Linked DNA regions of Homo sapiens: regions 2 and 3 are each linked to region 1. Evidence: read pairs that join two places in POLR2A ChIA-PET (ENCODE). Cell type or tissue: CD4-positive, alpha-beta T cell. All regions are shown on one strand.

What was found. Peaks named below come from ENCODE experiments on the same cell type or tissue, not always from the same donor. Only the 100,000 strongest peaks of a DNase experiment are listed, where the experiment ranks them.
Region 2: POLR2A ChIA-PET joins it to region 1 with 19 read pairs; 11 of 35 experiments call an interaction of 5 or more read pairs at or near these places.
Region 3: POLR2A ChIA-PET joins it to region 1 with 18 read pairs; 4 of 35 experiments call an interaction of 5 or more read pairs at or near these places.

What each region holds. Positions count from the first base shown.
Region 1 is chr7:64,661,493-64,669,492 of GRCh38, reverse strand. It overlaps ZNF107 (zinc finger protein 107), which reads right to left and starts at 3,360. Exons shown (of 4, transcript NM_001282359.2): 1 at 3,208-3,360. The coding sequence starts at 3,210. RefSeq lists enhancers at 3,033-3,152, 3,173-3,322, 3,473-3,622. In CD4-positive, alpha-beta T cell, no CTCF peak of the experiment used is centred here; DNase peaks (open chromatin) are centred at 2,622, 2,982 and 3,462; H3K4me3 peaks cover 2,443 bases; H3K27ac peaks cover 2,956 bases.
Region 2 is chr7:64,898,623-64,906,622 of GRCh38, reverse strand. It overlaps ZNF273 (zinc finger protein 273), which reads right to left and starts at 3,350. Exons shown (of 4, transcript NM_021148.3): 1 at 3,204-3,350. The coding sequence starts at 3,305. RefSeq lists enhancers at 3,096-3,205, 3,236-3,295, 2,610-3,482, 3,696-3,745, 3,766-3,815 and 1 more. In CD4-positive, alpha-beta T cell, no CTCF peak of the experiment used is centred here; a DNase peak (open chromatin) is centred at 3,442; H3K4me3 peaks cover 1,662 bases; H3K27ac peaks cover 280 bases.
Region 3 is chr7:63,922,556-63,930,555 of GRCh38, reverse strand. It overlaps LINC02848 (long intergenic non-protein coding RNA 2848), which reads right to left. Exons shown (of 7, transcript NR_186803.1): 7 at 5,354-5,505. It overlaps LOC124901653 (a long non-coding RNA gene), which reads left to right and starts at 2,642. Exons shown (of 2, transcript XR_007060341.1): 1 at 2,642-4,702; 2 at 5,389-8,000. It overlaps LOC105375318 (a long non-coding RNA gene), which reads right to left and starts at 4,651. Exons shown (of 4, transcript XR_007060342.1): 1 at 4,576-4,651. RefSeq lists an enhancer at 4,210-4,269. In CD4-positive, alpha-beta T cell, no CTCF peak of the experiment used is centred here; DNase peaks (open chromatin) are centred at 4,155 and 4,465; H3K4me3 peaks cover 2,168 bases; H3K27ac peaks cover 1,649 bases.

The DNA.
Region 1 (8,000 bases):
GTGCTTACATTTCATACCTCAGTAAGAAATGCAAAGTATTTATTTCTTTCAGACGATAAATGTATTATTCTATTATTTTCATTAAAAATTAGGTAGTAATCAATTAGTCATATGGGATTAGTAATCAAGAAGTCATACTTCTAGGAGGTACCAACTTTCATCTCATAAAATTTAGCATTAACCAGCTGGGTGCAGTGGCTCATGCCTGTAATCCCTTGGGAGACCAAGGCAGGCAGATCACTTGAGGTCAGGAGTTCAAGGCCAGCCTGCCCAACATGGTGAAACCCCGTGTCTAATAAAACTACAAAAATTACCTGGGCATGGTGGTGCATGCCTGTAATCCCAGCTACTTGCGAGGTTGAGGCAGGAGAATTGCTTGAGCCCGGAAGGCGGAGGTTTCAGTGAGCCGAGATCGCACCACTGCCCTTCAGCCTGAGCAACAGAGCGAGACTCCATCTCAAAAAAAAAAAAAAAAAAAAAAAAAAAAAAAAAAAATTAGCGTTATCCTCACAAATCAAGATGATAGGATATAGAACAGAGGTATTTACTGTAACAAAAGTACCCTGCAAAAAGAGGAACTGATGCTTTCATAAATCTATGTAACTCATCAATTATCTACCACATTTTCTTGTAAAAATGTATTCATTTTCTACAGTCAAAATGGAAGAGAGGTTTTTTTCCTTTTTGTTTCCCTGCTAGCACTCTAAAAACTAAGCCTTGGAATACCGTTGGACATCACCCAGCCATAAAAAACACACCTGAGTAAATTCCTAAACTAAGTCTGGGAAAGAAAAAGGTAAATGAGAATTCTTAATAAATGGAATATATGATTAGATATTATTTTTCTCTGAAACTCACCTCTTTTATGCTCTGTAAATATTTTCTTAACTTTTAAATCATACTAATAAAATGCAAGTTACAGTTATAAAACTGAAATCAAAATAAGTGAACAAATCTTTTCAAGGTGACAAACCCAGGGAGTGGCGGGGCTGATTAGAAAACAGATGTGTCTGATGAGTTCATGGCCTTTGCAGGGACATGGATAAAGCTGGAAACCATCGTTCTCAGCAAGGACAAAAAACCAAACACCGCATGTTCTCACTTATAGGTGGGAATTGAACAATGAGAACACATGGACACAGGAAGGGGAACATCACACACTGGGGCCTGCTGTGGGGTGGGGGGAGGGGGGAGGGATAGCATTAGGAGATATACCTAATGCTAAATGACGAGTTACTGGGTGCAGCACACCAACAGGGCACATGTGTACATATGTAACAAACCTGCACGTTATGCACATGTACCCTAAAACTTAAAGTATAATAATAATAAAAAAAAAGAAAACAGATGTGTCTGACTCATGTGTCAAGTCAGGCCACCCAAACACTAGATTCTCCTACCCCATCCTGCTCATTTAAGTGCCCAATGACCACCCTCTCTGTAGACACTGCCCTATGCCTCAGTGACTACTCCAAGTGCATTTCATTTTGCAAGTTCTTGTACCATCTCACTGGGGTCAAGTTTGATTTTTTTTTTTTTTTGTCTTCTGGAATACTATTTTTTCTTTCACAAATCTTAGAGAATCCAGGGGGCAGAAATTATTTCTGAGTTTTCCTCTCAATACCAGCATCTGATTGGCTGACCAGCAATGTACCTCTGAGAAATGGAAGTCGGGTTGAGTGAACACAATCTTAATGCCTCAAAGGGTTAGCTTTCCAAAGGAAGGGTATACCAGGAGATTCCTCTCAGCCCCAGGGCATCCACCTGCTCCCTTGAGAGGCTACACTCCAACCTCAGATTGTCCTCTGTCTCCCATTCCCAGATACCCAGAGTTCCATTCCAGGCCAGGAGCTGAAATTTACTAGAGATTCTAGCATACACAGCCACAGTTGATATCTTGATTTATCCCCAGACAGTACTGAAACCCAGGACCAGGAGAAAACCGAAAGGTGGCTGAGGACACATCACCCTGTAAAGTTTCCAAAGGGAAACCTTGACCCAAAAACATTCTGATAAGATCTCTGCGCCTAGGGAAGATAAAAGGAAAATAGGCACAGACTTTTTTTTACAATACAGTGTCAGGGGATTATTTTTTGTTTTCTTCTCATTGGAAATATTTTCAAACAGCAAACAATTTGTTTAAAGTGCCACCCAATAATTTGTCAACAATGATTAATTAAAATACAGTATCTAAAATGTACACTAAAGGACAAATAGTTGATAATGTGAATTAGGGAGGGGAAGCTGGGATTTGGGAATGTCAAAGGAAACTGGAAATTTAGCATTTTACTGAAAGTCAGTTAGGCTAAAAGAATGGGGAATAGGGAGTAGTCTTGAGACCCTGCTTGAGACACGTGAAAGTTGCAGGGGAAAATCTGTCCCCTGTGGAGTGTGAAAATAACTAAATGGCAGGCAATTAGACTGAGGTGGCTCTAGTCCCAGGGTTTTTACTTTTTAAAAAATCTAACTCAAATGCTTTTTTTTTGTAAATTACTACATTGGGGAAAACAAAATTTAGACTTAATCAACCATGAACTGCCAATTAAGCTCTGATTACGTGACCAGAAAATTTCCACCTTCATCTAAAACTAAGAAACTACGTAACTCTACCTAACCAATTATTGAGTTTGCTTTCCTTTATCATGCACCTTCTAAAAGTCTTTTCTTCAAGCCCCTCCCATGGAAAATAAACTACAAACCACAGCTGGGTGCTCTATAATTCTTCAATTACTCTTTGATTAAATTCTTTAACATTTTTGTGGTGACTTCCATAGATTTTTAAGAGAAAAAAGATGGACTAGGAACCCCACAGACTAAAGCTTTTCCCATTCATGAACCCCGCATCCCGAGTCAGGATTCTCCCCTGATGACCCTCCCGGCATCCCTGCACAATCGGGGAGAGATGCCGCGCTGCGGGTGCAAAGCCGCCCGGAGAGGGCTCCAGGCCAGGGCACAGTCACTGAGCAGGGAGGAGACAGGACGCCCAGGGTCCCGGCTGTCAGCCCAGCCGCCATCTTACGGCTGAAGGGGACTGAGGACCGAGCTGCGCCAAGGAGAACTCGGGGCCGCGGGGGACTGAGGGCCGAGCTGCGCCAAGGAGAACTTGGGGCCGCGGACTTTGGAGGCCCGAGTCCAGCCACAGCCACTTCCGATCGGTTCCAACCAGCCCCTCCCCCTCTCTCGGGATGTCGGACCCAGCACTCTCACCATTTCTAGGTTTCCAGGGAGTCCCGGCGTCTTAGCTGTGGATCTCCCAATATCTGCAGGTCACAGGGACACAGAGGCTGGGCCTCTAGGAGCAGAGGACACTGAGCAGTGAGGAGGAGAGCAGGAGCTCCGGCTGCAGCCAGAGACAAAGGCCCCGCCAAATCCCGGAAGCCGTCCTGTCCGCTCCAGCTGCGTGCCTGATTGGACGGTTCCCAGCCCAGCAGTCCTGATTGGATAACGTTTGCTGCCCTGCTCCCTCAGGCCCTGAGTGACAGAAGCTGTGCTCAGATGCTGGGCTGGAAGAAGATAAAGTGAAACCTAAGCTGCAGCCTTTTCAGGCAGGGCTCCTCCCTGAGTTGAGCCAGGTCCACCCCAGAAGGCATTTGCATTTAACCTGTATATAAAGTCATATGCATTTATAAATAATATATTATGTGGCTATTCACACATGAAAATAATATAACAATTATTTTAAAATTCCAGATTTTATGCCCTTTCTGAATTCTGGTCCTTTGAGCAGGCCGATTGAGAGTTTAAAAAGGAGGCAATCCTCTGAAATAAAACGTGAGCCACATGTGTATTCTAAATTTTCTAGCAGTCAAACTTCAAGAAGGAAGAAGAAGGCCAGGCGCGGTGGCTCACGCCTGTAATCCCAGCACTTTGGGAGGCCGTGGTGGGCGGATCACGAGGTCAGGAGATCGAGACCATCCTGGCTAACACGGTGAAACCCCGTCTCTACTAAAAATACAAAAAATTAGCCCGGCGCGGTGGCGGGGGCCTGTAGTCCCAGCTACTCGGGAGGCTGAGGCAGGAGAATGGTGTGAACCCAGGAGGCAGAGCTTGCAGTGAACCGAGATAGTGCCACTGCACTCCAGCCTGGACGACGGAGTGAGACTCCGTCTCAAAAAAAAAAAAAAAAAAAAAGGAAGGAAGAAGAAACAGGTGGAATTCATTCTAACCATTTAATTAACCCACTATATCAAAAATATTATATTAATATCTGAGCAATATGTAATTATTAATAAAGTGTGTATATTTTTGGAACTAAATCTTTAACTCTGTATTTTACCTTTCTAGCACATCGCAGTTCTGACCAGCCACATTCCGGACACCCAGTAGCCATACATGGCCAATAGCTGTCACATTAAAGTGCAGCTTTGACAACAGGGGTTTGAAGGGCCTGAACATTCCTTTTCTGCCAGAGGTGAGGGAAGAGCCTCTCCCTACCAACATCTCTCTTCAGTTCTGAGGTGGAACAGACCGTGGCCATAAAAAGAGCAGAGGACAGCAGGAATAAAATAACCTAAGGTTGTTAAGAATTAATGTAATTAATATGTATATAATTAAAACTACTAGATGTATGAAAAACAATTCTGCATAGAGAATGTATAAACAAAAGTAAAATATGCTTTTAAGGAAGAAAGTTAGAAACATTTTATCTAGTTTGAAATTACTTAATGATTGTTTCAAATTGAAAAAAGAAAAAACCAAAAATATAATATAAAAAGTTGAAAAATTTATTATAATAGACTATAAAATATTTATGAAAATCTACAGTAGCCAAAAATGACACATTTGATGGATTTATTTATAAGGTTTTATTAAAGTTAGCTTTAGTATTAATAATACAGTAATACAAAAGTAAAAGTTGATTTTCTTTTGAACAAAAATTTTACATATCAATATGACATAGTACAATATTTTTGTCCACCTTTTGAATAAATTTTAAAATAAAGAAAGTAAAAAAGAGAATTTTTCTCATGCAGTCTTTCTCAGGTTTTTTGACTGGAAAACTGAATCTCCTGTATCAAACAGTAAATGATTTTGTTTTTAAAATCTTTTAATTATCACTTTGGATAAATAAATGACTATTATTTTATGGTGATCTGTGGTCCTATTTTAGTGAAGTGTTTTAACCCTATGACATATTTGACAGGCTTCCCAACATCAAATTTTGCTTTAAAAGTGTCTTTTTTTTACACCCCAAACTTTTGGATGCTATAGAGTGTCAATGCAGCATGCAAAAGAGTGATAAACAGGCAGGGGGAGGCGGGCAGATCACCAGGTCAAGAGATGGAGACCATCCTGGCCAACATGATGAAACCCTGTCTCTACTAAAAATACAAAAATTAACTGGGCATGGTGGTGAGCGCCTGTAATCTGAGCTACTCAGGAGGCTGAGGCTGGAGAATGGAGAATGGCTTGAACCTGGGAGGCAGAGGTTGCAGTGAGCCAAGATCGCTCCATTGCACTCCCACCTGGGCAACAAGAGCAAAACTTCGACTGAAAAAAAAAAAAGTTAACTTACATGGAAGCATTATCAAAATAAAAATAATGTTTGCCAGGCGTGGTAGCTTATGCCTGTAATCCCAGGACTTTGGGAGGCTGAGGCAGATGGATCACCTGAGGTCAGGAATTCAAGACCAGCCTTGCCAACATGGCAAAACCCTGTCTCTACTAAAAATACAAAAATTAAGCCAGACGTGGTGGTGGGTGCCTGTAATCCCAGCAACTCAGGAGGCTGAGGCAGGAGAATCGCTTGAATCCAGGAGGCAGAGGTTCCAGTGAGCTGAGATTGTGACATTACTCTCTAGCCTGGGTGACAGAGCGAGATTCTGTCTTAAAACTATATATATATATTTGACCTCCTTCGACTTATATTTTAATAAATATGTTATTAATATTTATGTCAAAATTGTATGAAATTTCTAAAACTCTAATGTATCTGAGTATACGCTCTTATTCATAATTATGGTTATTATGATAAATTATTGTAGGCAACAGATATAATCAATTTCTTTTAATTTGTTTCTTTATAACCATGAAAGTCATTTCCACAGTTAATGGCTTAATTCTGATGTAGTTTCTAAAAACTTTAAAAGCATGAAAAATCCTAGAGTACTGTGTATTCAAGGAGGTTCATGAAAAGATGGAAAAGGCCCAGATGAGTTGAGCACAGATTTCTGATAACGTTAGAATTATATTGTTTGAATTAGGTAAAGATTGTGAGAATTTGGCCAGGCACGGTGGCTCATGCCTGTAGTTCCAGCACCTTGCATTTCTGTGGGATCAGTCGTGATATCCCCTTTATCATTTTTTATTTCAACTATTTGATTCTTCTCTCTTTTCTTCTTCATTAGTCTGGCTAGCAGCCTATCGATTTTGTTGATCTTTTCAAAAACACCAGTTCCTGGATTCATTGATTTTTTGAAGGGTTTTTTGTGTCTCTATTTCCTTCAGTTCTGCTCTGATCTTAATTATTTCTTGTCTTCTGCTAGCTTTTGAATTTGTTTGCTCTTGCTTCTCTAGTACTTTTAATTTTGAGGTTAGGGTGTTGATTTTACATCTTTCCTGCTTTCTCTTGTGGGCATTTAGTGCTATAAATTTCCCTCTACACACTGCTTTAAATGTGTTCCAGAGATTCTGGTACATCGTGTCTTTGTTCTCATTGGTTTCAAAGAACATCTTTATTTCTGCCTTCATTTCGTTATTTACCCAGTAGTCATTTAGGAGCAGGTTGTTCAGTTTCCATGTAGTTGAGCGCTTTTGAGTGAGTTTCTTAATCCTGAGTTCTAATTTGATTGCACTGTGGTCTGAGAGACTGTTTGTTGTGATTTCCATTCTTTTGTATTTGCTGAGGAGTGCTTTACTTCCAATAATGTGGTCAATTTTAGAATAAGTGCAATGAGGTGCTGAGAAGAATGTATATTCTGTTGATTTAGGGTGGAGAGTTCTGTAGATGTCTTTTAGGTCCACTTGGTCCAGAGCTGAGTTCAAGGCCTGAATATCCTTGTTAATTTTCTGTCTCGTTGACCTGTCTAATATTGACAGCAGGGTGTTAAAGTCTCCCACTATTATTGTGTGGGAGTCTAAATCTCTTTGTAGGTCTCTAAGAACTTGCTTTATGAATCTGGGTGCTCCTGTATTGGGTGCATTTATATTTGGGATAGTTAGCTCTTCTTGATGCATCGATCCCTTTACCATTACGTAATGGCCTTCTTTGTCTCTTTTGATCTTTGGTGGTTTCAAGTCTGTTTTATCAGAGATTAGGATTGCAACTCCTGCTTTTTTTTGCTTTCCATTTGCTTGGTAAATATTCCTCCATCCCTTTATTTTGAGCCTACGTGTGTCTTTGCACGTGAGATGGGCCTCCTGAATACAGCACACTGATGGGTCTTGACTCTTTATCCAATTTGCCAGTCTGTGTCTTTTAATTGGCGCATTTAGCCCATTCACATTTAAGGTTAATATTGTTATATGTGAATTTGATTCTGTCATTATGATGCTAGCTGGTTATTTTGCCCATTAGTTGATGCAGTTTCTTCATAGTGTCGATGGTCTTTACAATTTGGTATGTTTTTGCAGTGGCTGGTGCCTGTTGTTCCTTTCCATATTTAGTGCTTCCTTCAGGAGCTCTTGTAAGGCAGGCCTGGTGGTGACAAAATCTCTTAGCCTTTGTTTGTCTGTAAAGGATTTTCTTTCTCTTTCACTTATGAAGCTTAGTTTGGCTGGATATGAAATTCTGGGTTGAAAATTCTTTTCTTTAAGAATGTTGAATATTGACCCCCATTCTCTTTTGGCTTGTAGGGTTTCTGCAGAGAGATCCACTGTTAGTCTGATGGGCTTCCCTGTGTGTGTAACCCGACCTTTCTCTCTGGCTGCCCTTAACATTTTTTCCTTCATTTCAACCTTGGTGAATCTAACGATTATGCGTCTTCGGGTTGCTCTTCTCGAGGAGTATCTTTGTGGTGTTTTCCGTATTTCCTGAATTTGAATATTGGCCTATTTTGCTA
Region 2 (8,000 bases), 240 kb before region 1:
AAAAGAACCTAACTGGGCCTTTAATAACCTCCTTTTGCAGGCTCCATATTAGCCTTAGCTTAGAGTCACTGGGCTGAAGCTTTAATTTCCATGTCAGAGGTATTAACTTGGTTTTTGAAAGTAAGTGTTTAAAAAATCCAGCAAAATTACTCAAACACAGTGATCATATAAGGGGAAGACATTTTAAGGTGTTTACATTTTATACCTCAACAAGAAAAGCAAAAGTATCCATTCCTTTTAGATGATAAACGTATTATTTTATAATTTTTATTAAAAATCATGTAGTAAACAGTCATATGGGAACGCTTCTGGGAGGTACCAAGTTTTACCATATAATTCAGCATTAAACTCAGAAATCAAGATAACAGGACATAGACTAGAGATATTCACTGTTACAAATGTACTCTGCATAAAGAGGAACTGATGTTTTCACAAATCTAAGTAACTCACCAATTATCTACTACATATTCTTGTGGAAAAGTATTTATTTTCTACAGCCAAAATTAAAAAGAGATTCTCCCTATTTTTTTCCTTGGTTAGCATTCTAAAAGCCAAGACTTGGAATTCTGTTTGATCTCACCCATAAAAGACACACCCGAGAAAATTCTTAAACTCATTCTGGCAAAGAAAAAGATAAATGAGAATTTTTAACAAATGGACTATATAATTAGATATTATTTCTCTCCCTGAAACCCACCTTTTTGTAAATTTTTTACCTTTCAAGTTTTACTAATAAAATGCAACTTACAATAAAAAACTGAAGTCAAAAAAAGTGAAGAAATCTTTTCAAGATGATAAACCCCCAGAGAGTGGCAGTGCTGATTAGAAAACTGATGTGTTTGACTCGTGTCAAGTCAGGCCACGATCCCTTGATTCTCCCACCCCATCCTGCTCACTTAAGTGCTCAACGACCACCCTCTTCGGAGACACTATACCTCAGTTACTGCTCCAGATGCATTTTAGTTTGCAAGTTCTTGCACCATCTCACTGGAGTAAGTTTTTTTTAGTTTTTTTGGTACACTATTTTTTCTTTCACAAATGTTAAGAGAATTCAGGGGGAAGAAATTATTTGTTTTCCCCTTAATACCAGCATCTGATTGGCTGACCAGCAATCTGTCTCCAAGAAATGAAAGCTGGATTGGGTGAAGACAATCTTAATGTCTCAACGGGTTAGCTTTTCAAAAAAAAAAAAAAAAAAAAAAGTGTGGCCAGCGTGGGGTGCCTCACGCCTGTAATCTCAGCACTCTGGGACGCCAAGGTGGGCGGATCACTTGAGGCCAGGAGTTCAAGGCCAGTACAGCCAACATGGTGAAACCTCCTCTCTACAAAAAACACAAAAATTAGCCAGGTGTGTCGGCGTGCACTTGTAATCCCAGCTACTTGGTAGGCTGAGACTGGAGAATCGCTTGAACCTGGGAGGCGGAGTTTGCAGTGAGCCACGATCGCCCCATTGCACTCCAGCCTGGGCGACAGAATGAGACTGTCTCAAAAAAAAAAAAAAAAAAAAAAAAAAGTGCACCAGGAGATGCCTCTCAGCCCCACGACATCCACCTGCTCTTTTAAGAAGCTACACTCCATACCTGAGACTGTCCTATGGGAGAAAATGACCCAGGAGCTGATATTCACTAAACATTGTAGCAGACATAGCGATTGTGGGTATCTTGGTTTATCCCCAGACAGTACTAAAACTCAAAACCAGGAAAACACTGAGGAGTGGCTGAGGAAACAGCACTCCATAAAGTTTCCAAAGGGAAACCTTGACCCAAAAACATTTTGGTAAGATCTCTGTGCCTAGGGAAGATTATTTTAAAAAGAGGCACAGAGATTTTTTTACAATACAGTGTCAGGGGATGATTCTTTGCTTTCTTCTCCTGGGAAATATTTTCAAACAGAAAAAAATTTTTCTAAAGTGCTATCCAATGCTGTGTCAAAAAATGATTAATTAAAATACAGTATCTAAAATGTACACTAAAATAATGTGAATTAGGATGAGGAAGTTGGCATTTCGGAATGTCAGAAAAAACTGGAAATTTGGTATTTTACTGCAAGCCAGAGTTAGGCTGAAGGAATTGGGGGTGGGGAGTAGTCTTGAGACTCTGCTTGGGCCACATGTGAAAATTTCAGGGGAAAATCTATCCCCTGTAGAGTGTGTACACAATTAAGTAGCAGGCAATTAGACTGAGGTAGCTCCAGTCCCAGGGTCCCCATTTTTTAAAAAAATCTAACTCAAATTGGCCGGGCGCGGTGGCTCACGCCTGTAGTCCTAGCACTTTGGGAGGCGGAGGCGGGTGGATTGCCTGAGCTCAGGAGTTCGAGACCAGGCTGGGCAACACAGTGAAACCCAGACTCTACTAAAATACAGAAAAGTTAGCTGGGCGTGGCGGCGTGCGCCTGTAATCCCAGTTACTTGGGAGGCTGAAGCAGGAGAATTGCATGAACCCGGGAGGCGTTGGTTGCAGTGAGCCGAGATGGCTGCCATTGCACTCCAGCCTGAGCGACAGTGTGAGACTCTGTCTCAGAAAGAAAGAAAAAAAAATCTAACTCAAACTTTTTGTAAATTACAACATTGAGGGAAACAAAATTCAGGCTTAACCAACCATAAACTGCCAATTAACCTCTGATGACATAACCAGGAAATGTCCACCCTGAATTTACAAATTAAGAAACTACATAACGGTACCTAACCAATTATTGGCTTTCTTCATCACACACCTTATAAAAGTCTTTCCTTCAAGCCCTTCCCATGGACCACAAACTACAAACCACAGCTGGGTGCTCTATAATTTGTGAATGACTGTCTGATTAAATTCTTTAATATTTTCGCGGTGACTTCCATACATTTTTAATAGAAAAAAGGAGGGTCTGGGAACCCCATGGACCAAAGCTCTTCCTAGTCATGAACCCTGCATCCCGAGTCATCGAGGAGAGATGCGGCGCTGCGGCAGCAGAGCTGCCCAGGGAGGGCTCCAGGCCAGGGAACGGTCACTGCGCAGGGAGGAGACAGGACGCCCGGGATCCCGGCTGCCAGCCCAGCAGCCATCTTATGACTGAAGGGGACTGAGGGCCGAGCTGCGCCAAGGAGAACTCCTGGCCGCGGATTTTGGAGTCTACTGCAGGGAGGCCGGAGTCTCGCCACATCCACTTCCCACCAGTTCCAACCAGGCCCTCCCCCTCTCTCGGGATCTGGGACCCGGCACTCTCACCATTTCTAGGCTTCCAGGGAGTCCTGGCGTCTTAGCTGTGGATCTCCCAATACCTGCAGGTAACGGGGCCACAGAAGGTGGACCTCTAGGAGCAGAGGACATAGAGCAGTGAAGACGAGACCTGGAGCTGCGACTGCAGCGAGAGACAAAGGCCCCGCCAAATCCCGGAAGCCGTCCTGTCCGCTCCAGCTGCGTGCCTGATTGGACGGGTCCCAGCCCAGCGTCCCTGATTGGAGGATGTTTAAGGACCCGCCCCCTCAGGCCCTGAATGACAGAAGGTGTGCTCAGTTGCTGGGCTGAAAGAAGATAGAATGAAACCTAAACTGCAGGCTTTTCAGTCAGGGCTTCCTCCCTGAACTGAGCCCGGCCCACCCACGGGGTATTTGCATTTAACCTTGTGTATAAGGTCATATGCATTTATATTAATAAATAGTATAGTGTGTGAAAGGAAAATAAATTTTGCGGCCCCAAAATCACTAAGCTATAGGGAAAAGTCAAGCTGGGAACTGCTTAGGGCAAACCTGCCTTCCATTCTATTCAAAGTCACCCCTCTGCTCACTGAGATGATTGCATATCTGATTGCCTCCTTTTCCCAGGCTAATCAGGAACTCAAAAGAATGCAACCATTTGTCTTTTATCTACCTAGGACCTGGAAGCCGCCTCCCCACTTCCAGTTTTCTTTCTTTCTTTTTCTTTCTCTCTCTCTGTCTCTTTCGGAGTCTCGCTCTGTCTTCCAGGCTGGAGTGCAGTGGCACGATCCGATCTCTGCTACTGCAACTTCCACCTCCCTCCGGGGTTCAAGCGATTCTCCTGCCTCAGCCTCCAGAGTAGCTGGCTAATTTTTCTATTTTTAGTAAAGACGGGGTTTCACCACTTTGTCCAGGCTGGTCTTGAACTCCTGACCTCAGGTGATCCACCCGCCTCGGCTTCCCAAAGTGCTGGGATTACAGGCGTGAGCCACCGCGCCTGGCCTCAGAATAAACTTTCTAAATTAACTGAGATCTGTCTCAGATATTTGAGGTTCACAATTATATGGCTATTAACAAATGGAAAAAATATAATAACATTATTTAATATCCGATTTTACGACCTTCCTAGCTTCTGGTCCTTTAAGCAGGCAGCCTGAGATTTTAAAACGGAGTTAATTCTCTGAAATAAAATGTAAGCCACATGTGAATTTTAAATATTCTAGTAGCCAAACTTAAAAAAAAAAGGAAGAAACAGGTGGAATTTATTGTAACAATTTCATCGTTATATATTCTAGTTCTAGAATTCAAATATTCTAATATTCAAAATATTATTTTAATATGTGAGCAGTATGTAATTTTTCATGTAATATATATTATTGTATATAATAATATAAAATATGTATAATAATATATAATATTATGTATAATATTATACATGACCTCAAGTGATCTGCCCGCCTTGGCCTCCCAAAGTAGTGCTAGGATTACAGGCGTGAGCCACCGCGCCCGAAGCAGCGGTGCTTTTTGAGAAGGAGTTTCACTCGCACAATGTGGGCTCACCGCAACCTCCACCTCCGGGTTCAAGCGATTCTCCCACCTCAGCCTCCCGAGTAGCTGAGATTACCGGCATGTGCCATCGTGCCCGGCTAATTTTGTATTTTTAGTAGAGACGGCCTTTCTCCATGTTGGTCAGGCTGGTCTCGAACTCCCAACCTCATGTGATCCGCCCGCCTCGGCCTCCCAAAGTGCTGGGATTACAAGTGCTTTTAAGAGAAAGAGACACATCATAGGAGGATCCCATGGCAGAGAAAAGAAAAGAGGGTCTCACTTACGGAAGAAATAATCACCTATCATCTGGAATAGCATAAGACAAGCAAAAGAGATCACGACCTGACTACATCAATGAGAAGAAAAAGGCAACCTGGCTGAAAGGACTCATTGGCATCATGGAGCTACATTTAATAAGCTGCAGTGAATGGTCAGCCTCTGGGATACCAATAGTCTACCAAGAAGGCTGAACTCATTCTAATAAAATCAGCATGTCTGCACCATTCCGGTGGCATAGGGTTACAGTATCCGTTACAGAAACCCCATAAAGACCAGTGGGTACCCTTCTAGAATTGAAGTTATTGTGAAAAAGCATACCAGCGCCGGGCACGGTAGCTCATGCCTGTAATCCCAGCACTTTGGGAGGCTGAGGCAGGTAGATCACCTGAGGTCAGGAGTTCGAGACCAGCCTGGCCAACATGGTAAAACCTCATCTCTACTAAAAATACAAAAATTAGCCAGGTGTGATGGCGTGCGCTTGTAGTCCCAGCAACTCGGGAGGCTAAGGTATGAGAATCGCTTGAACTCAGGAGGCAGAGGCTGCAATGAGCCGAGATGGAGCCACTGCACTCCAGCCTGGGAGATAGAGCAAGACTCTCTCTACAAAAAAAAAAAAATAAATAAAGGCATACTAGCTTGGTGCCTTGGCTCATGCCTATAATCCTCGTGGCATGGAAAACTAGAACATGGACACACACAGAGTTAGGTTCAGAGCAGAAGTTTATAGGCAAAAGAGAAAAGAGCTCTCTGTGACAGAGAGTGTTCTTGGAGAAGTGGGTTGCTGGTTTCATGGTGAAATGCAAGGTGTTTTATAGATGATCTTGAGAAGGTAATGTCTGATGTACATAGGGTATGAAAGATTGATTGGATTAGGTGTGCCATTTGTATACGGTGCAAAAAACTGGTTAGGACTAGTTGTGCTATTTGCATAGGTGTGAAAATCTGGCCGCCCCCACCCTAATTTTTTATTATGCAGATGGATTCTCTGCCTGGCCAGCAGCCATGTTGCCTATTTCTTTAACGTTCAATGGTGAGGAAAGGGAGGATGGAGCCTCCATGTTGAACACACCTGGCTAGCTGCTGGCATTCACTAGTGCAAGCTTCCGGTTTGCTTATCCATGTTTGCTGCTCGATTTTTCAGGCTGCTTTTGGTTAAAAGGGAAACCTTGCCAGGGACTCTTTTACCCTCGCTATCTGCCTAAACAATTTCTTTCTATCTCCTGTACCACTTGCATTTTGGGAGTTCAAGGTGGATGGATCACTTGAGCCCAGGAGTTTGAAACCAGCCTGGGCAACATGACAAAACACCATCTCTACTAAAAGTACAAAAATTGCCCGGCATGGTGGCACAAGGCTGTATTCCCAGCTACTCAGGAGTCTGAGGTGGGAGGATTACTTCAGCCTTGAAAATGGAGGTGGCAGTGAGCCGAGATTACACAACTGCACTCCAGCCTGGGTGACAGAGCGAGACTTGGTCTCAAAACAAACAAACAAAAAAAAAAAAAGAGAGAGAAAAGAAAAAGCATAAAGCATACCTAATCATTTGTTATCACAGTTAAATCCCTTGAAACCAGGCAGGGTGTGGTGGCTCATCCCAGCACTTTGGGAGGCCGAGGCAGGCGGATCCCATGAGGTTGGGAGTTCGAGACCAGCCTGACCAACATGGAGAAACCCCGTCTCTACTAAAAATACAAAATTAGCCAGGCTTGGTGGCGCATGCCTGTAATCCCAGCTACTTAGGAGGCTGAGGCAGGAGAATCACTTGAAACCGGGAGGCAGAGGTTGCTGTGAGCCAAGATCACGCCATTGCACTCCAGCCCGGGCAACAAGAGCAAAACTCTGTCTCAAAAAAAAAAAAAAAACCTTGAAATTACAATGAACTTCTGCTAATTTTAGAGAATTCTGCTATACTGTACTACAATACTGAACTTTAAACAACTTAATAGAAATATTTTTTCTTTTTTTTTTTTGAGATGGAGTCTCATTTTATCTCCATCTGGAGTGCAGTGGCAAGATCTTGGCTCTACTTCAACATTTGTCTCCCAGTTTCAAGTGATTCTCTTGCCTCAGCCTTCCAAATAGCTGGGATTACAGGTATACACCACCACACCTGGCTAATTCTTGTGTTTTTAGTAGAAATGGGGTTTCACCATGTTGGCAAGGCCGGTCTGGGACTCCTGACCTCAAGTGATCCACTCACCTTGGCCTCCCAAAATGTCGGGATTACAGGCGTGAGCCACTGCGCCTGGCATAATATTTCCTGAAGGCATAAATAGTTATGTAGATAGTTTCTCTTAGATTAACATGATAAAAGTAACAAAGACAACATTTTAAATGGGATAAAATTAACCAAAATCACATTTTTTTTCAATGGCTTGGCATAATTGCCATGTTTTCTGAAATGACAGATTACTAACAAGAAGCAAAGACAAGATTTTTGCTTTGCTCAATTGTTAAGTTTTGGACCTTTTGAAATTTAAAATTCTGGCTAAACAATTTGAAGGGAGAATTCTTTAGGTGGCTTCCTAGGGTTTCCAAGGCAATACAAGAATTTTCATAGGCAGGAAAATGCATGTTATATACACATATTGTTCTTCTCTGCTTTGCTTTCATGTTTAAAAATTGAAAATTGCAAATCTAGTCTCTCAATTTAGAGTAAGTTAACAAAAGATTTATTTTTCAGCAAAGCAAATAATTGTAGAAAACTTATGGGGAACAAATGCCATTAGCTGCCAAAAACAGTATGACCGGATTCAGTAAGTATCTAGCCATGCAAATGACAGCCCAGTTAAATTAAGACCCCAAAGGTGCATGTGGACAGCATTTCCATGCAATGTGGTGCACCTCCACTGGGCACCTTCTTCTGCCTGCTTACAGAGATACCAATTTCCCCTAAGTGACTCAATGTGAATACTGGAAACTGAGAATGCTGTGTTCAGAGGGATTACTAGGAACATGGTTAACACACTTACCATATTATAATAAAATTTGATGTATCCTA
Region 3 (8,000 bases), 740 kb after region 1:
AGGAAGCCTCAGACTTAGCACTGTGAACTGGGGTGTGGGGTTACTGACATTTGAAGAGTTTCCTGCCCCTCCTGTAGATGCAATGCCAGGGCAAGAACACATTCCTGTCCCTACTTGTCCATGGTAGGGGAGAGATACTCCTTCTCCATGTTCTTAACTCCCAGTTGAAGTGGGCCTGCAACAGTGCCCTGTAAGTTAATAATTTGTTTTCTTTATGGGAGATGCATCTGTGCAAAAATGTGGGTGTTGGCCTTGTTTCTCTACCCTCAGTTCGGGAGTTTTTCCCCAGTGCCTTGTGACTCAGGTTTGGATGCTCTTTCTCTGCAGATTAGGCCTTGTGTCATATAGGGGAGATAGGAGAGCTGTGTCTCCAGAGTTGTAGCAGTGGATGGGATAGTGGTCCTTCCCCATCAGCACTGTGTGGGAGCATTCTCAGGATTCTACCCTATCTTCCCTGACAGGCCTTGTAGGGTACCTAGAAAAATTATACACAACAGTGTAAACCCTATATCTGTAGACTCCAAGGTTTCACATTCTCCTCACCCTCCCACACACAGCCACTAGGAACTAGTTCAAAATTTCTGGCTTAATTTTACCAGTTTTCATGGTTTTCAGGGTGCACATAAAACCTGGGGCCTGTGTGACCTGCAGGCTTCTGCATCCCCTGATGTTGGGTTTGTAGTCTGCCCCATGACCTCAGTTCTCTAAAGGGCTCAGGAGAAACCATCCATTCATTTGCAGTTTCTCCAGGGTTTTGTTTGCTTGTTTTATGTGTAGGAGCAACTCTTTGTCAGGTCTCTATATCTACAAACTTAACTCAGAAACTAATATTTTTAAACACATTATCATACTTTTAGTGCTCCTCTATGCTAATTGTTCTTCAGTATTTTTTATATTTGTATGTCTTTATTTTAAAACCAGGCTTAATCTAATTCATAACAATCTAATTCATAATCTTAATCTAAGATTAATTCATAATTTTAATCTAATTCATAACTGTTCTTTCATGTATTCCCTGTGTAACTTTCTTTTCAGACATTTATTGTTGTGTGTTTCAAGTGGAGGAGGTCAGATTATAACTGACATTTGTCCTTGACTACTAGACATTTCACTTCAGCCCTGATTACAGTTATACCTGAAGCCAGATCTACCCTTACCGTGTATTTATTTTACTATTCAATAAATATTAACTTATCATGAATGGCATATTTTATTACAGTTGTAGGTTTATGAAGCTGAACAATTAAATAAATAAAAACCAAATTACATGGCTTCAGGAGGGTATAATTTTTTAAGTTTTTGGTTCATTAAAACATTTTTGTCTTTTTGTGATTTGCAACCTTCAGTGATTTCCTTGAAACAGGAACCAGAGTTAAAACTGAAGTAGTAGGTGTTGGTGAGATTTTGATGGCTAAGAGCATCAGGCTCATTTTGTAACTGAGAGGGAAATTAGAACACGTCACCAGTTCGATGTAATCACAGTGCATTTGGATTAATCACCATGGCAACCCATGACTTGTATTTTAAGGGAGAATTGGAAATAAAATGACCAAGCATAAAGCTGACCCAGTCTAACATGAATCTTTGTCTTTAAAACATATCTGCGATACTCATGTAGGCAGTGTATAAATAACTTGTCAGAAATATCATTTATGCCAAGGTTCTTGAATTTTTAGGATTTTGTTTCTCCAGTAGTGTGTGTGTTACTGAGCAAAAGGGGCTTTCTATCCAAAACACCAGAACCCAAAAACTGTGGCAATGGGTTTTTCTTTTTAAGAAAAAAAAGCTTTTTATTATAATTTTTGTTTATAATTATATAATTTTAATTTTATTATGGTTGTTTTATTATAATTTTTATTTTAGTATCATTTAGGGTACAAGTGGTTTTTGGTTACCTGGATGAATTGTATAGTGGTGAATTCTGAGATTTTAGTGCACCTGTCACCTGAGTAGTATATAATGTATATATTGTACCAAATAGGTAGTTTTTTCACCCCCATCCACTCCCATCCTCTGCTTGTGAGTCTCCGAAGTCCATTATATCACTCTGTATGCCTTTGCATACGCATAGCTTAGCTCCCACTTATAAGTGAGAAATAATGGTATTTGATTTTCCATTCCTGAGTTATTTCACTTAGAATAATGGCCTCCAGCTTCATTCAAGTTTCTGCAAAAGACATTTCATTCCTGAGGTGCTGACCTTCGGTTTACTGGACACATCTCATAGACAGGGCAGAGGATGAGGGCAAGATCCCTCTAAGGCACTCCCCCACGCCCTACCACTCCTGCTCTGGAAGGACCCCTGAAGGGCACTGGAAGGGTTGGACTTCTCAGTGCAAGCCAACACCCACACCTGTGAGTACCAACAGACCCAGAGAGCAGCAGGAGCCCCTCACTTCTGAGAACCCCTCCCAGGATGTCAAGACTTAAGCCAGGGAGTAGAGAGAATCAGTCTCTCAGACCCAGAGAGGATTCAGGGAAAGGGCACAGGAGAACCCAGCCCAGAGCCAGAACACAGTTCAGCTCAGTGTGGGAACTCGCAGCATGGAGTGGATGGCCCTGCACGGCTGAAGAGACCAGTGTGAGGGGGAGTCTCACCCATTGTGGAGTCAGGCCCTTATATTAGGTGGCGAGAGGGTGAGGTGAGAGTTACAGCCCTTCCCAGCTGAGTTCTGGACCAGGGCTGGAGCCCAGGCCAAACATCCCTGGGGAAAGGGTGTGAGGCAGGAAGCCCTGAGCCAAGTTGAACACTGGGGTGCTGTCCCCGGAGCAGCCTGGGATGCCCTGACAGCACCCATGCCACAGTCTGCACACACCCCTTACTCTGAAATTAACAGCCTGTAGGGGTGTCCTCAGTATCAGAACAAGTGGGCCACACAAAGCCCTCGAGGACTCCAGGAACCCAGTTCCATGGGGTGCAGCCCTGCAAGGGCCAGATGAGCTGGGTAGAAAAGCTGACGAAGTCTTCCTTCCTTCCAGCCAAATCTGGAAGAAAGGCCCCTGGCCTGGAGCAGTGTTCCTGGTATCCAGGCCTCTGTGGGCATCCCTCAGCACAAAGACCCTCTCCAAGGGGGATGGGACGGCCCTTCTAGGACCACCGGCCCAGCTCCAGAAGCCCATGGGTAATCCCCACCGTCACCTGACTGAGCTGTCCCTGAGGCTAAGGCCCAGCAGCATGAAGGGACTCCCACAGAAACCAGGGCAGTAGGCTGCTCTCTGGCGGCACTGGGGGAGCAGGGTCTGGCTAACCTGTCCCTGGCTCAGGACACATGCCTGGAAATTAGGGTTTTCTCCTCTGCTCTTAACATCGCCTGGGTAAACCAATAATTACCCTCCCTCATGTTTCATAATTCACAACTATGTAAAAGTTGCTGGTGAGGGTGACATTTCCAGGAAGCCACAGCCCATGTCACCCCCCTGCAAAGTTGTGACCTTATCCGCGGACAGGTCAGGCGGCAGAGTTCTCCCAAAAGCGGGTGAACTGGCGCTCTGGCTGGAGGGTGTAGAGGGCAGCAGCACAATGGACAGCGTCTGGGACCTCAGGCCAGTTCCACAGCAGCTTAGGAGAGCAGGCGGCTCCCTGGGCTGGAGGAGGCGCGACGCTTTTGAGGGAAACCGAGCTGAGCAGCGGGAGATGGAGTGAGGCTGAGACCCGTCCGATTTGGGCAAAGGCGAGATGCACTTCGCAGCATCACACCCTCCTCACTGCCCAGCACCGACCTACCCCTCAAGTCCCTCTCCGGACTCAATCCCCTTAGCCAGGGTGGCACAGACTGAGGGGCCAGCGTAGGTTTGGAAGCAGAGAGGTCCACACGGCCCAGCTCCTCCCTCTGAGGCTGCGCACCACCCCCGAGCCCGGCGCTTGCTGGGACTGTAGGCCGGTAGCCCTGCGACCAATGGCCGAAAGCGGTTAAGAAACTACTCCTCCCAAGCTTGCAGTGAGCCGAGATCGCGCCACTGCACTCCAGGCTGGGCGACAGAGCGAGACTCTGTCTCAAAGAAAAAAGCAAAAAACAAAAAAAGAAACTACTCCTCCTAGCATGCCTTACGAGGCGCGCACCGCCCTCTCCAGGTATCATCACCAACCCATTCCCCTTGCATGCTGGGATTGTAGTCTCGCAGCCCTGCGAACAACGGCCGAAAGCGGTGAAGAAACTACTTCTCCCAGCATGCCTGGCGAGGCGCGCCCCGCGCTGCCCCCCCAGGTGTCCTCACCAACCCCACTCCCGTTGCATGCTGGGATTGTAGTCCCGCAGCCTTGCGACCAACGGCCGGAAGCGGCTAAGACACTACTCCTGCCAAATACCCTGCAGTAGCGCACCGCGCTATGTCTCCCTCCAGGGATCTGTACCACTCCCAATCCTGTTTCGTGCTGGGATTGTAGTCTTGTAAACCTACAACTAACACCTGGGTGCGGATAAGAGACTACAGCTCCCATCATTCCCAGCAAAGGGCCGTTCTGCACCGAGCTCTTTCAGGATTCCAGTGCAGTTCCGCCATGCGGAGGGAAGCTTGGCTGTTCACAAACCTCTCCTGCACTCGAGGAGACAGCTTGGCCGGGGCAGCTGATCTCACCTTGTCATTGTGACACGGTGTCTCCCCAACGTGCCGACTTCATGACTTGTCGTGCCCAAAGTTTACTTTCTCGCAGAACCGGTAGAGGCCAAGAGCTTCTCAGAGCTTCCGCCGCAGGGTTGCCATGGTAACGCTCGTTTCACCCCACCCCCCCCCCGCCGGGTCGACCCCACCCGTTCCCACTGAGGGGCCTCTCCTTTTAGCCCCACCCTCTATTGTTCCTCCCCTGGCTACATGCGCAGTGCTGCCCCTTGGTCCGGCGACGGAAGCTTCCTCGTGAGTGTCCTAAACCGTTGTTTGCTGCCTCATGTGAAGGTGCCCAGTCTCTGGTAACCTGGCACTTCACTTTTGAAAACCACCTTTTTTTCGGTCTCCCTTTGCTCCCCAGATGCACCTATTGGACCCCGGGCTGGCTGCATGGCCGGCGTCTGGGTCAGGCCTCGCACACAGACGCTCCTGTCACTGTGATAAAGAGGAGAAAATGTCCCAGGAGAAAGGGACATTTTGCGAGCCACATCCACCACTTCTCTGCCCCCCCACACAGGCTGGTTCCCAGGCCCCGGGGTCCTGGTGTGGACCTGCCTGCCGTAATTAACGCAGGTGCAGGACCTGAGCGCCTTGGTCCCTCCCAACACGTGAGAGAAGTTTGTGTGGTGAGGTTTGGACAGTGTCTGTGTTTCTGCCCTGAATAGGGTTCCCTGGAAAAACTTTATCCCTTTTTAAATACTCCCTTTGGTACCGCTTTTAAGACTTTGCCGGTGGAACTTAACAGTGATCATTTTTTTGAATCCATTTTTATATTTGCTTTTTTAGATTAACTCTTAAGTACTCCACGCTTCTGAAACGGGCGTAGGCACAGCGTCAGTTCTGTACAGTGCGGACGCAGCAGGACAGAATCTCCCTGGGCATCTTTCTGGAGCATCAGTTTTACTGCAAGATTTTAAGAAACAAATTTAATTGATTTCCAAGTTAAGAAATTAAACCTTGAAAACTAGACTAAAAAGTCATCTGCACCTGACGTAACAGACTTTCTGCAGGAAGAAAACTCTAAGGAGAGCATATTGTCCATTATTATAAATAGTGAAAATGAGAAATCATAGCAAGTCCCTTGAAAACCCTGCCCTGCCAGTCTTCTAATAGGGCCTTGGTATGGTTTTATGTGTATTTTCTTTTTGAAGTGTGCTCACCTTTTGAATATACAAATTTGGGGTTTTGACCAAATTTTGCAAGTTTTCGGCTATTGTTTATTTGCTTTTGTATCACATTTAATTTTTCTGTCTCTCCCTCTCCTTCTCGGACTCAGTCATTCCACAGGTCTCCAAGGCGCTTTTCATTTTCTTCAAACTTGTTTCACTCTTCAGATTGGATGATTTCTATTGCTGTCTTCTGTTTCTACTGTTTATAAACTCAACGGTCTTTTTAATTTTTCATTTCATTATCTCTCTATTCCATTCTTTTCATCATTTCCATTTCTCTGCTGAGGCTCCACATGAGTTAATTCATTATGAGGATGTTTTCCTTTATCCCCATGAACATACTATACTTATAATAGCTGCTCTCAAACCCTTGTCTGCTGATGACATCGTCTTGGACATCTTAGAATTAGCTTCTGCTGCCTGCTTTTTATCTTGTGTATAGATTACATTTTAACGTTTCTTCACACATTTCATGAATTTTAATATTGTGTACTAGAAATTATAAATAGTAGTTATAGAGACTTTAAATTCTGTTGTATTCCTTTGAAGAGCATTGTTACTTGAAGAGGGGTTAATCTGACTGGATTCAAACAGCAATACCTACCTCCCCTACAGTGGACACAGTTGAAATCCTCATTCGGTGAACACACACACGCATGTATTGTATATAGTTGTGCATTTCTGTGTAACTATATATATTTTATCCAGATTTTCTCGTTACCTGTGAGAGTGTTCAACAAGCTACTCTAGCATTACTGAAAGTCAGAACCTCAGTTTTGTTTGCTTATTGGATTTGAATACATAATGCCTTTGTTTTCTTTTGTAACATTTTTCAATTTGAAGTCTTATTTTGTCCGATATTAATATAGGACAACCCAAATCTCTTTTGCTTATTATTTGCATGAAATATCTGTTTTTCTCTTTTCACTTTCAACCAGTTGTGTCTTTCAGTCTAATGTGAGTCTTGTACAAACATGATAGTTGCATCATGTTTTTTAGTCTGTTTTGCTGATCTCTGCCTTTTAATTTGATAGTTCAATCCATTTACATTTAAAATAATTATTCATAGGTAGATTTCTGTCATTTTGCTATTTGTTTTCTGTATACCTTACGTCTTTTTATTTTACATTTTCTACATTATTTTCTTCTTATGTATTGGGTTAATTTTTTTTAGTAAAATATTTTAACTTTTTATTTCCTTTGTGTATATTCTATAGCTTCTTTTTGTGATTACCATCATGGTGATGACATTTAACATCAGAATTTATTTATTTTAATTGCTGCATAGTACTATATTCAATTATATGAACATAGTATAATTTTTAAATCTATTCTACTTTTGATAGTCATCACTGGGATATTTAATATGACTTATTTTTTAGATGAGTATCGAGTTTACATAAACATTGAGCGGAACATACAGAGTTCCCATATATCCTCTCCCCACACCCAGCTTCTCCTCTATTATTAACACCTTACATTAGTGTGGCATATTTGTTACTCTTAATGAACTAATATAGAAAAGTTATTAACTAAAATCTAAAGTTTGCATTCGAATTCATGTTTTCTGTTTTACACTCTGTGGATTTTGACAAATGCATGATGACATGACATGTATCCATTATTGCATTATACAAAATAGTTTTATTGTCTTAAAATATCCACTGTACTCCATCTATTCATCTCACCCCTTTTCCCCCCAAACTTTTGGAAAGCACAGGTCTTCTTACTGTGTCCATGGTTTTGCCTTTTACAGAATGTCATATAGTTGGAATCCTATAGTATGTAGCCTTTTCAGACTGTCTTTTTCACAGCCATATGTATTTAAGGTTCCTCACGTCTTTTCAAGCCTTGACAGCTCATTTTTTTAAATCAGTGAATAATGTTCTGTTGTATGCTTGCACCACAGCCAGTTTATTTATTTACCTATTGAAGAACATTATTTACCTATTAAAAACATTATTTACCTATTGAAGACCATCTTGGTTGGTTCCATGTTTTGGCAATTATGTATAAAAGTGCTCTAAACAGTCACCTGCGGAGTTTTGTGCAGATGAAAGTTTTCACCTCTTTTGGATTAAGGCCAAAGAGTGTGATTGCTGGATTGTATGTAAGTGTGTTTCTAGCTCTGTAAGAAACTGGCAAACTGTCTTCCAAACTAGTCATAGGACTTTGCATTTTCACCAACAAGCTCTTGTTATTCTACATCCTCACCAGCATTTAGTGTAG